Regions from separate parts of the Mus musculus genome. Here region 2 is linked to region 1. A link is a contact called in ENCODE Hi-C data. All regions are on one chromosome and are shown on one strand. Each heading gives the region's core, a stretch centred on a gene start or an enhancer-like site at or near the end of the contact. The rest is flanking DNA. Distances are from core to core; before and after follow the strand shown. Region 1 holds the start of Btbd10 (BTB (POZ) domain containing 10). Region 2 holds the start of Spon1 (spondin 1, (f-spondin) extracellular matrix protein).

Region 1 (6,036 bases), core at 1,291-3,790:
GTTAGGGATGTTCACTTTTCTCACATACAAGCAGCATATTATGGCTTCTTGTTGACATAGACGAATTAGTAACAGCACTACTTTTGTACTGTGGGCCATCATTAAATAAAATAAGGGTTCTTGACCACACTGTAAAATTATCAGTCAGTCTGATAAACAAATTACTACTAAAGTAGCAGATGGATGGGAGCATATCCTAGTCAGATTCACTGGAGAAAGGGGTGGTTTACATTCCAGGCAGGGTAGTGTGAGAAACACGATTTTATCATTGAACTTGGAATAGTATGCAATTTAAAAATTATGTGCTTCTTATTTATAGATTTTTTTTTCCATTTAATGATTTCAAACCAGCAATAAACTACAAAAAAAACAAAAGTGTAGACAGACAATGAGAGACTACTTTAGAAATTATCTGTTTAATCTGTAGCCCTATATTTAAAGGGCACTAAACTATTTTATTAAGAGCTGACATTTTTTCACAGTCTTTCTAAAAATTTGTAATTCCAAACTGACATAGTTGACTTAAGCTTGTTTCTAGTTATAAAATTAATTCTGACCTATATACAGCTTCCTAAACCAAGACATAAAACATAGCTCTAAAATACTTTTATGTTAAAATACAACTGGGTTTGGCTGGGTCACATGAAGGTATCTTTGTTTTACTTGTCAATATTTCAAATATCAGGAAGTCGCACTTAAAATTCTAGAGTTCCTATATTCTTTTAAGAAGGCTGACAACTGACTGCACATTCATACAATTAATCAGACGGACTGAATACGGCTCAGAGGAGAGAAGCTCTCTAGCGCACTGACATGCTCATTATCTGCCTAGTACCTGAAGGCATGTGAAACTTACTCATTCTTATCTCTCTGAGAGACAGAGTATCTCCAGTTCAGTTGTACACTCCATGAGACCATTTAAATGTAAATGGTCACAAAGCAGACCACAGTTCTTTGTGATTTCATTTAATGTTTAAAAAAATACACAAGTCTTTGTGAAGAACAGAACAAAATTCAGACTTGTGGGAGGATAATACAGGAGGTAAAAAGCCTACCTGGAAGTTTGAATAGTGTGAAAAAATGTCTAACAAGCAAAACATCTCGCAGAACTTTCTGAACTCCGTTGCTCTGGGTCCTAACCACCCTCATGTTCCTGAAGCTTCCTTCTTACCTTTTCTCAACCCATAAGAATAAGCGCTGAGTACTAACCTCTGTGTTAGAAAAAACGATTAAGCCTAAAATCTCCAAAATTAACTGTCCTCGAAAACTATATTAACTCATCTTTACCTCCCATTTAGTAATTTTCCAAGTACTTTCTACTGCTTTCTGCTTAATATTCAGCATCAGTCCTTGGTTCAATGCCCACGGTTGAGTTCTAGATGGACTCTCCAGCGCAGAAACTTGTTCAGTCTTTACATTCACATGTCTTATTTTATCTTTCCATCCAATTTCTACAGTCTATTTCATTCAAAATTCATCCCTAAACCCCTCTCTAAAAAGTTTGGATCAAATTGGGCTGGTGGGGCAAGAGAAGAGTGGGAGGCAGGCAAGAACAGAAAGAAACCCAACTGCCAATCAATACACTGTACTGCTTCATTCAGATTGTTAGCTGAAATAAAAAGCGTGCAGACTCTTACATGGCTATAAAATAATTTCCTATACTAAATGCACAAAGTGGAAAACTTTTTTATAGCCTGGTCGTGGACTCCAAATACCAATAAGAGGCTAAGACTCAAAATTTTAAAGAGATAAAAAAAAAAAAAAAAAAAAAAAGACATGGGAACCCGGGAAAGACCGAGGTTAGGCACAGCACACTAACCCACATTGACAAACTAAGTGAAATCTCAGGTCCCCTCCAGCCCATACCCCAAAATCAGGGGTGTCAGAGGGCTTGTGACTCACAGAGAATAAATCTGAACCTTTTCTGGGCAAGTTAGAGTGGGAAACCAAGCTTTACCCTCGTTGAAACGGTTACAGAATAAAAGCACACAGCAGCACATCACAGGTGTCTCATCCTCCATCCAAAGGGCAACTCCCCCACCACCTTATCCCCAAACTGGGAGCCTTACTCACCGCCCTATTGTGATGCGCCTTCTTCGGTTTGTCGCCGCGGTGACCCAAAGATGACAGGAAAGGGGCGGGGCACTGGGTTACTCTGCCCTGGAAAGGAGGTGTGAGAAAATAGCTTTTTTTCCCCTGGGAAAAGGCCTCCAGACTCCTAACCCAAAAAGCAGCTCCCTTCCCCGCCTCTCCGGACCCGGTGCTCAAGCGGGCAGCCCCGAGCACCGCGCCCCACGCTCCTGGAGCCGCCGCCAGCCTCCCGGAGCCCGGTTCACAGCAGCTAGCCTCGCCCTCGGCTTCCACTACAAACCCAGCCGCCCGCACCCGGCCCGCTCCAACCTGCTGGCCCCTGAGACGTCCACCGAGGGTCTTGGGGAAGAGCTCCAAGAGAGAGCGACGCTCCGCTCCCTCCGCCCACTGAACCGGACCCCTCCGGTGCTAGGTGTGAGGCGGCCGCTCCACCGGCTGCGCCTACCAGAGCCGCCCCGGCAGGTTGCAGGCCGGCTCCTTAGCTGCTTCTCGCGAGACTTCGCATTAGGAAGAGGTGAGGCGAAGCGAGTTCTCGCGCGAAGGACGGAGCTCCTCCCACAGTAGGCGTGTCACCGGGGCACTGAGAGCCTGAGTAGTGTCTCCGCGGTCTCGGTTGGCAGTGCTGTCCCGTAGCTTCCCCGCGAGCGCTTCTCTGCGCGGTGAGCCAAGAGCAGTCTCAGGCCACCTCCACACCTCTGAGCACACCCTCACTCCACGCTTCCTGTCACCGTTAGGCAAAAGCCGGACGGCGTCTCCGGGCCAGTAAAAGCAGTGCCTGGGAGTCTTCTTCTAGGAGAGCGTTTCTGTCAGCAGGGCGAACGCCCGGGTCGCCTTCCTCCGCGGGGTCCGCGAGCTGGTACGGGCAGCACGAGGCGTTGGCAGGCGGTGGTCCGGAGGTCGCCGCTTCCCCGCGGCCGCCGCTTGGTTTGCAACGCTCTGCTTGGTTTGAAACCCTCTGTTGTTGGCGGGAACCGGTGCACCAGCTGACACGCCTGCGGTGGCGCCACCTCTGGGACGCGGAGAATCAGCTGAATGGGTTGAGTTTCTGGCGGGCAAAAGCTCGCCAAAGTAGCACTCCGGTGTCACCGAACCCACCGTGTGCCTGATGGGAGGCTCTAAAAGAGATGGAAAAGTGAGGAAGTCACCTCCCCGGCGCTCAAAACTCTCCCCTCCCGGGACTCAGACCCACAGAGGAACGGATAATCCTCTTTATGCTTGCTACAGAACATACTCCCCTTAGTGAGTGAGCTGTAGGAGCTGATCTGAGACAATCCTGTTGAGAACCCCTCAGTGCAGTTGCTCGCTCCTCTGGTCTTGGGATTGCGAAGGGTGGCAGAAGCTGAAAGATTGAGTTCCAGGTGTTTCTGGGCTAACGTGAGATCTCATCTCAAAAAGCAGCCCTCCACTAGGGAGTGGCATTTGAGTCCAATTTTAAAGATCAGTAGAAGTTCCCCCATTTTGAGAAGAGAGGGAAGGGCATAAACAAAACCCAATACATGTTTCAGTATTTTGGTAAGAAAACTGTTTTGTGAAAAGAACTTTGTTTAAAATCTAGTTACTGTAAGAAAAAATTCCTTGGGTCCCATATGTGATACCACGTGTTTTTCAAACCAACATTTATGCTAAGTAAATTATCATTTGAAGTGGAAAACTGGTAGCAGGCATACTTTCCTCCTGAAAATGCTTAAATATCAGAGACCAAAGGAAGACAAAGATTATTGTTACATAGTGTACACGTTTTTTTATAGCCAACATTCTACATTCTTGGAAATTGCTGAAAATCTTAAAAACATTGTAAAAAGAGCAAGCTAATGAGGCTTGAATATGAATAATGTTCAAAGAAACCTCAAGGAAACCCTCAACAATAGCAAAGTCCTCCCCAATCTTGATACAGTTTTCTGTAATTTATCTCAAATAAAGTAACTGTAGCACAAGTTGGGGGTAAAGATCAAACTGGATTCTTCATTCCCTTATGTCTAAATTGAAGCTGTCATTTTTCTAATGAAAGGTTTTGACCAGGCCATGGTGCATGCCCTTAATCCCAGCACTCAAGAGGCAGAGGCAGGCAGTTATGTGAGTATGCAGTTGCATATGTGTGCATGCTGTGGAGGCCAGAAATTGATGTTGGCATTTCCCAGTAATCCTCCACTGTATTTTGGGAGACAGTGTCCCTCACTGAATTTGGAGCTCTTAAATTCTGCTAGGCTGGCTAGCCAGCCAGCTCCAGGGATCCTCTTGTGTCTGTTTCACCAGCACTGGTTAGGAACTCAGTTCCTAGTGCTTGTGTGGCAAGCACTTCATCAGTTGTGCAAATCTCACAACCTAAATAACCTAAGTTAATTGATTTTTTTTTTGTTGTTGTTGGTTGGTTGGTTTGATTTTTGAGGCAATCTCAAATACTTCTAGCCTAGGCTGGCCTAAAATGCACTATATAGCTTAGCTCAGGTTAGCTTCCAACTTGAAGTAGTTATTCTGCCTCAGCCCTCTTGAGTACTGGGATTATATCTATGACCAATTGAAATCTATCCCAAATCAAGGTTCTTTTATTACACTGCAATCCTAATTGCTAATATTAAATCTCTAAGTCACACTTGTCACACAGCAAAAATGAGCTACACAACAGAAAAGAAAAAAAACAAAAAACGTCCAGTGTTGTGTTTTATAAAAAAGAAAGAAGAAAGAAAGAAAGCCAGCCAGCCAGCCAGGAATATTCTTGGCCAGGGATCTATATGGTGAGGTAGAAGGGGGGTGCCTCTGTGGGCCCATGCTGAGTCATCCCTTCTCCCTGAGGTACCAGCTATAGTATAATATATATGGATATAGTATGGAATAGAGTTTATTTAGGGCATGGAGAGGGGAGTTGAGGGAGTAGAGGAAGAGAATGGAAGAGAAAGAGGAGAGGGAAAGAGGCCATCCAGGAACATGTGGAGAGAGCGAGGGAGGGACATGGGGAGAGAGGAAGAAGGGGCAGAGAAGAAGAAGATAAGAGAATGAGGAGGGGGCAAACAGCCTTTTTAATAGTGAGTTGGGCATACCAGGCTGTTGCCAGATAGCTGGGGTGGAGCCTAGAAGGAATGCTAGCACACAGAACTCTAAGGACCTTTACTGAAGGCAACCAGGCTTAAGGCTCATCCAAATGCAAAAGAGAATCATAATAGATAAAATAGTAATACAAAGAACCCAATCCCAGAGCTGTTCTGTGACAAAGCTGCCAAACCACCATTGGTTCAAGGCCTCAAAGCTGACTTAGGGCACAATGGATCCAGATGAATGGAAGTCCAACAGAGAAATAAACAATTCTGGAGACAGTCTACATTTGTTAATACTTGTTGATTCATATAGCCCAGGAATTGCAGAATTCCTTGGTCTGGTGTGTTTGATAAACTCACAAACCTGGTTTCTCTGATAATAATGATTCTTATATACCTAGGTGTCTATGTGTCCCTGGTTTATAAAGTTTAAAGGTGGTGGATTTTGAAATTTTATTTTAAAGATTTGTTTTAGTGTGATTGTTTTGCATGTTTAGCTGTTACCCACAAATATCAGAGGAAAGCATCAGATTCCCTGGAATTGGATGGTTGTGAGCTACCACATGGGTGTTAGAAATTGAACCCATGGCCTCAGCAAGAGCAACAGGTGTTTTATTTGCATTAATTTATCAGTGTAGTGCTTGTTTACTTGCACAAACAAAATGTAAAGCCTTTCTGCCTCAAAATTGAGCAAACTGCTGCTTAATAAAATTACAGGACAGAGGATGGGGGTTAGAGGTGACAGAGTCGAATGACAAATCTCAGGGAATCCTGTTCTGGAGAGTGTCACCAGCATCAGGGTGAAGATTTAAGCTTCACCAGCACATCAGCTTATATACAGTGTTTGAACCCATCCCATGCCCCTAAATACTTGACACACCATCACCATGCTCTAATGAAAGCCCTGTCTGGTAAG
Region 2 (6,036 bases), core at 553-3,052, 400 kb after region 1:
TAGATTGATGATGGATGGATAGATGATTGGATGGATGGATGGATGGATGGATAGATGGTTAGATTGATGATAAATGGATAGATGATTGGATGGATGGATGATGGATGGATGGATAGATGGTTAGATTGATGATGGATGGATGGATGGATGGATGATGGATAGATGATGAATGGATGGATGATGGATGGATAGATGATAGATGGATGAATGGATGATGGATGGATGGATGGTTGGTTGGTTGATGGATGATGGATGAATGGGTGTATGTGGAGGAGCAAATCTCTACCCAAGGTATTTGGAAAGAAAGACATGGTGGTTGGATAGATGGATGCATTCAATGAATGATGGATGGGTGGATTGTTGAATGGATGGATGAATTTTTTTCCTGTCTTCTAGTGCTAGGCATAGAGCCTAGATTCAGGTACATGCAACAAAGCTTGCTGGGGGGAATGGGAACCCAAACATGGAGTCAGTCTAGAACCCTGAGTCAGCTGGCTCACTCTACAGTCCAGATCTGAAGATGCACATAGGAGAGAGCTGGTCTGTTGGATCAGAGGCTGAGGTCCAGTTCTCATGCTTTCTCCTAAGGCTGAGAAGTACACAAGGCCTTCCACAAGGCTTATTCCTCAGTGACTTCTGAAAGATAGCATCCAGTTGACGGTGGTAGTACAAGTCACACCATAGGACTGAGGGATCAGTGGTTAGTGGATGGGGTGAGGAATGGAATTTCCAGTATTGATGGCTCTATTGGGCTGTTTGTAATCTAAGAGGAAGAGGAAAGGCGAGTCTGGAAAGTGGACGAAACTGCTTGTTAGATGCAGGCACTTGAGAAGTATTCAAGGCCCTGGGAAGAATAAAGGAGAATAATGCAGCCTTTCAGGGCATTGGGGGCAGGGGAGGCTTGTGTGCAGCAATGGCATTCAGGTATCTTCAAGTAGGGTGTCTCCTGAGGCAAAGTATTCCACATGAGAGATTTTGCCAAATTTCGGCATACACAGCTCTGGTTCAATAGCTGCCGCCCGCTCCTGCCCCATGCTTCCTGGGCAGGGAACACGCTTGGAAAGGATGTCTGACCTAACCTCACAATGGATAAATGACAAGGCTGAGGCAGAGAGACATTGAGAGAGATTCCGGCTTATGGCCTCTCCCAAAAACCTGTCCCTGGAGGCTAAGAGCCTGAACTAAATATCTAAGCCAAGAAAACACAGGCCCTTCTTTGAACATTTCAAAATGGCCAGGCTCCTAAGCAATAGACACTTATTTTTGTAAGCCCCCTCCTTCTTAAAACCTCACAGTTTATGATTGCTTAGATACACTGCTGAATAAACTAATATGTAGCAAAAAATATTTTCTTCAATAGTAACTTTTCCTCTTGTTTTAAAAGAAAAACATTTTAAAAAATCTTCAAAATTATGGCCAAGGCATTGTGCCAGCTGCTCTCAGGGCCTAAGTCTCGGGCTCCTTGCTGGTCCTCTAGCGTGATATGTTATATGGTGGCCTGGTAAGAGGCAGCGGGCCAGCACAGCAAAGGTGGCCTGCGGGGATCTGCTTGTCTATAAATAAATGATTACGGTGTGTGGCGCTAGTGCACGTGGTAGACTGATGCCGCCGCGGGGAAACCTTGCAGCAGCGCAGCCTGGCACTGAGTAGGTTTGCAACAAAAGTTAAGTTGGCAGGCTTTCCCTCCTCAGAGCACTGTGGTCCACAGGACCCAAGCTGGAACTGGATACCGAGGAAGCAGCCTCGTTGGTGGCAGGGTAGATTGAGCCAGCACGTGTCTGCGTATCCCGGCTCTCTCCCACCAGACCCTGGGAATCCAGCTTCACAAAACAAACACCAGAGCGCCCGCTAATCGCCAGCTCAGAAACAAAACAGCACTGCGCTGGGGGATCCGGGCGCAAATCAGCCCTCCCTCTTCGCGCTCCTTCGCCACCGCCCGCCCCTCAGCTCCGCTGCTCGGCTCCGCTCAGAGCAGCGCAGCTCCGCAGCCGCCAAAGCGAGGCGGGCACGGTCTCCCCACCGCCAGCGCCACCCGGGCTCCTCCAGGTTTCGCCTCTGCAGCTCCCGTCACTTGGAGCAGGAGTGTCCTGACAGGGTCTGCAACATCCGCATAAAGTTGGGGGGCCCTCGAGGATGAGGCTGTCTCCCGTGTCCCTGAGGCTTAGCCGGGGTCCGGCGCTGCTGGCCCTCGCGCTGCCCCTGGCCGCAGCGCTAGCTTTCTCAGATGAGACCCTGGACAAAGTGACCAAGTCGGAGGGCTACTGCAGCCGCATCTTGCGCGCCCAGGGCACACGGCGTGAGGGATACACGGAGTTCAGCCTCCGCGTGGAAGGCGACCCTGACTTCTATAAGCCAGGAAGCAGCTACCGAGGTGAGTGGAATGGCGTTGGGGACCGGAGATCTAGGAACCCCTAGGGCACTGACCCGAGCAAGGCTGGAGCCGGGAGCGCAGTCCCCGAGTGTACCACGTCTGCGCATCCCAGCCCGGGGCCGTGACCTGGCTGCCCTGAGCCCCTTAGCTGCCAGCTCTATACTATACCCAACAAGACAGTGTCGGGGGAGGAGGGGGCCGTCGGGGAGGCTACAGGCAGGAGAGACAGCCCCGGTCTCCAACGCAGGGTTCCCGAGCCGGGGAATACAGCCGAGCCACACATCACACCAGCCTGGCTGGGAGGGAGCCCGACTTCGCTCCAGCTGTTGGCGAGAGTGAAGTACACACACACATTTCTCCTTATCGCTCTCTGGGGAAGAGGGTACTCTCAGGTGGGTCCCAGGTAGGGCATCTCTTCCCATGGTTTTCATCCTCGAAGGAGAGATACCAGCTTCTAGATCAAGCAGGACTCTCACTTCCTGGATGGGTCCCTAACCAGTCTCAGGTTAGGGGAAGGAGGAACCTGAAGGGTCCACAGAAAGATCCCCGAATTACTCTCTTATGTCCCAGGAGAAGACAGAGACCCTTGGATTTCCAGGACAGGTTTCAATGGCAATAGGGTCCTCAAAAACAAACAAACAAACAAACAAACAAACAACCCAACACGGGTAGTCTCTCAATGGAAGGTGGAATGTGACGATAGAAAACAGACCCAGGATTCCCAGAACGCGATTCTGATTCTGGCGGCCTAGACGCTGTGCGCCCTGGGGATGCCCAGCTTTACGCAGCTCAGTAGAGAGTAGGGCTCAGAGCACAGGGAAAGGCAGTACAAGCAGGTGGGCGATTTCTGGCATGACCAACAGCTAGGCCCACACCCACCTGAAGACTCCAGTCACCTCCTCCTCCATCCTCACACTCCCTGCTTAGTAGGTCTATAGGCTCCCCAGATATCTTTTCCTTTTTCTTTCTTTCTTTCTTTCTTTCTTTTTTTTTTTTTTTTTTTAAACAAGCATTAGCTGGCTGTCCCCAGGCAGGACCCTGGGGAAAATTACTATATTTTACCTAGGGTCTCCTCCAGAGCCCTAAGTCTGCTTGGTGCCTGATGGGGAAGAGCAGATCACTGGAGAACTTGGCGGAAGAACTGGGCTTCCAGCTGCTGCCTTCCTGGTTCCCCCAGAGAGTTGCGAGAGGAAATGGTTGGGAGCACTGGGAGAAAGTTTGGGGCAGTACCAGACCCAGCGACTGCACTTCCCAGAAAGTGGCTTCTGTTTTCCTGGTCGGGTTGGTGGAGTTGTAATTCTCCACTCCAAACTATGCACTCAGGCTCCAGGCACCGACTCCCTCAGCCCCTCAGCCCTTGACCAGGATCGGCTTTGTTCCTTAAGGAGTCCACAAGATCCTTCTTTCCGAAGAAAGATGTTGGATTAAAAAAAAAAAAAAAGCTCCCAGCCAGGGAGGAAGCACACAGCTTGGTGAAAGGAGTCTCAGACCTGGCAGTGCAGGACAAACTGATACTCGCCTAACCTGGGGCAGGTCAGACCAAAAGGCAAGAACGCCTCAGGGCCCCCTGCACACAGTCCTGAGTTAACTGGGAAAGCAGAGGGAAAGGGATGACTGGGAATGAGAGGGCCTGGGTTTAGCAGCTGTGTGACTTCGTGCAAGCCATTTGATTTGCCTGAGCCTGTTTCCTAGCCTGGAAAAAAAAAGCTGTGTTCTCATACAAAGGTGAGTGTGTCAAAGAGACAGCAGGTTCCCAAATATTCATTAGTTTAGGTAGAGTGACTTTTCTTTATTGACTTAAAAATGGGGGTTTTTTGTCTCCGCTCATTGCATTCAGTGTGTGCTCTCTTCTGGTTGAAAAGTTTGTCAACATTCCTCCAGTCCAACTACCAGAGAACAAATGGTTGCCCTTTTCTGGCTCCTCATGAATTTATTTAATGAATGAGTGAATGGTGATTTCTTCATACTTGTCTATGACTATTCTTAATTTAAACCCAAGAAGAGGGCGCTCTCTCTCTCTCTCTCTCTCTCTCTCTCTCTCTCTCTCTCTCTCTCTCTCTCTCTCTCTCTGTGTGTGTGTGTGTGTGTGTGTGTGTTGATTTTGGCTAAGCAGGAACATCCTGGAATCCCCTCTCATACCAGTCCTGTTTGGCTGAGCACACACTTCAGCGCTGGGAGGGAGGCACATTCCACAATCACATGTCCAGAGAAGTTCCAGAAGTTTTAGGTAAAGCCAAGGCCTAGCAGAGATGACCTGAGACCAGACCGGGGCCCTGGACTATACCCTTGAGTTTTGAAATATGGTGATACCTGCTCAGGCTGTAGGTGGGGATAACGTCTTTACTCCCTCCAATGGCCAGGATATCTTGAAATAAAGACCTAGGGAGAGGCATGCTAAAATCTTCTGGGTAGGTGTTCTGTAATTAACACAGCAGTTTCAGAGTTATAAAGAAAAGGCACTAGCTTAGTTTGTGACATTTCCCATTAGATTATAGTTCCTTACAATATCACATTAAAGTAAATTTAGTGTCTTCTCCTAAGTGCCTTGACTCAGGTTTTAGACATTAACATCCCCTGGTGTTCCTCTTGCTTTTTAATCCCCTCCCCCCATTTCAGCATCCATCACCCATCACTGTCCTTGGAATCAATGACTCCTTCTCCTCCCTCCTATCTGTGCCCTTTATTTCAGTCTGTCATCCAATAGCATCTGTGCCCCATTGCCCCCCACCCCATTGCCTTTGGCTATTCTAGACTTGAATAAAAAGGTCCCTATTTTAACAAATTGAATCATGGCGCTTCTTCCCCACAGCCTGGGTGAGTTTGGGGCGGTCATTCAGCCTTCTCCAACTAGCTAGTGCGGGTCTGACTTCCTTTTCTCTCCCACCCCTGCTCCCTACCCTCCCTCCCTCTTCCTCTAGCTGCCCCCCACCCCAGTGCTATAATTGTGCTTTAGAAAGCTCTGAAAGGCCCGCTCTGTTTCTGACCAGAGCCTCCTTTGAAAGGCGATTACAGTGATTAAAAATAACAAGTTGAGGATACTCCAGGGGCTTCTCTTCTAGGGCGACAGTTTACAGAGCCAGCCTTTCCCAGATCACAATTTCAAGCCAAATAGCAGGAAATCAGCTGAAATGTTCACGAATTGATTGAAAATCAAGGAGGCTCTTTTGTCTGAGCAAGGTCTGTTTATTGGGAAAATAAAGTCAGGCTGACGAGAGTGTCTTTTTCTAGATGCTCTTTAAAGGGGAAATTTCAAGGAACTTGATGGGAAAAGAATGTTCAAGAGATTTCAAAAGCTAGCCCAACTGCAGGCATAATTGGGGGATTTATTCTACACCCAGAGGGTTGGGGACCTCCAAGGCAGCTTTGCCGTTTCTTCTTTGTCCCAGTTTGGGACACACACTGCCAGTGTGAGTAGGGACCTCAGCCTGTTAGAAAATACATAGGATTTCATGATGCAAACGTTCATGATGGGATTTCTTCATAGTTACTATGTGACTGCAGGCAATCCATGACATGTCTCTAAACCAGTTTCCCTGTCTGTAAAGTGAGGGCATTTGGGGGGAGGGCACCCCCAAAGCATCATGAGGACCGGAAATAAGGATTAAAGAGGTCAGCACACAGTGGGTACAGCGTGTATGTTTGTGTGTGCACATATATAAATACAC

What was found. A loop is a pair of places that touch in the nucleus more often than their neighbours do.
Region 2: a loop to region 1 is called in a map of left cerebral cortex, with 2.5 times the contacts of the local background. The contact joins the promoter of Spon1 here to the promoter of Btbd10 in region 1. A Hi-C loop is called at or near these places in 5 of 37 maps with a recorded cell type or tissue (heart and left cerebral cortex).

What each region holds. Positions count from the first base shown.
Region 1 is chr7:113,366,799-113,372,834 of GRCm38, forward strand. It overlaps Btbd10 (BTB (POZ) domain containing 10), which reads right to left and starts at 2,541. Exons shown (of 11, transcript NM_133700.2): 1 at 2,401-2,541; 2 at 2,074-2,160.
Region 2 is chr7:113,764,196-113,770,231 of GRCm38, forward strand. It overlaps Spon1 (spondin 1, (f-spondin) extracellular matrix protein), which reads left to right and starts at 1,803. Exons shown (of 16, transcript NM_145584.2): 1 at 1,803-2,371. The coding sequence starts at 2,134.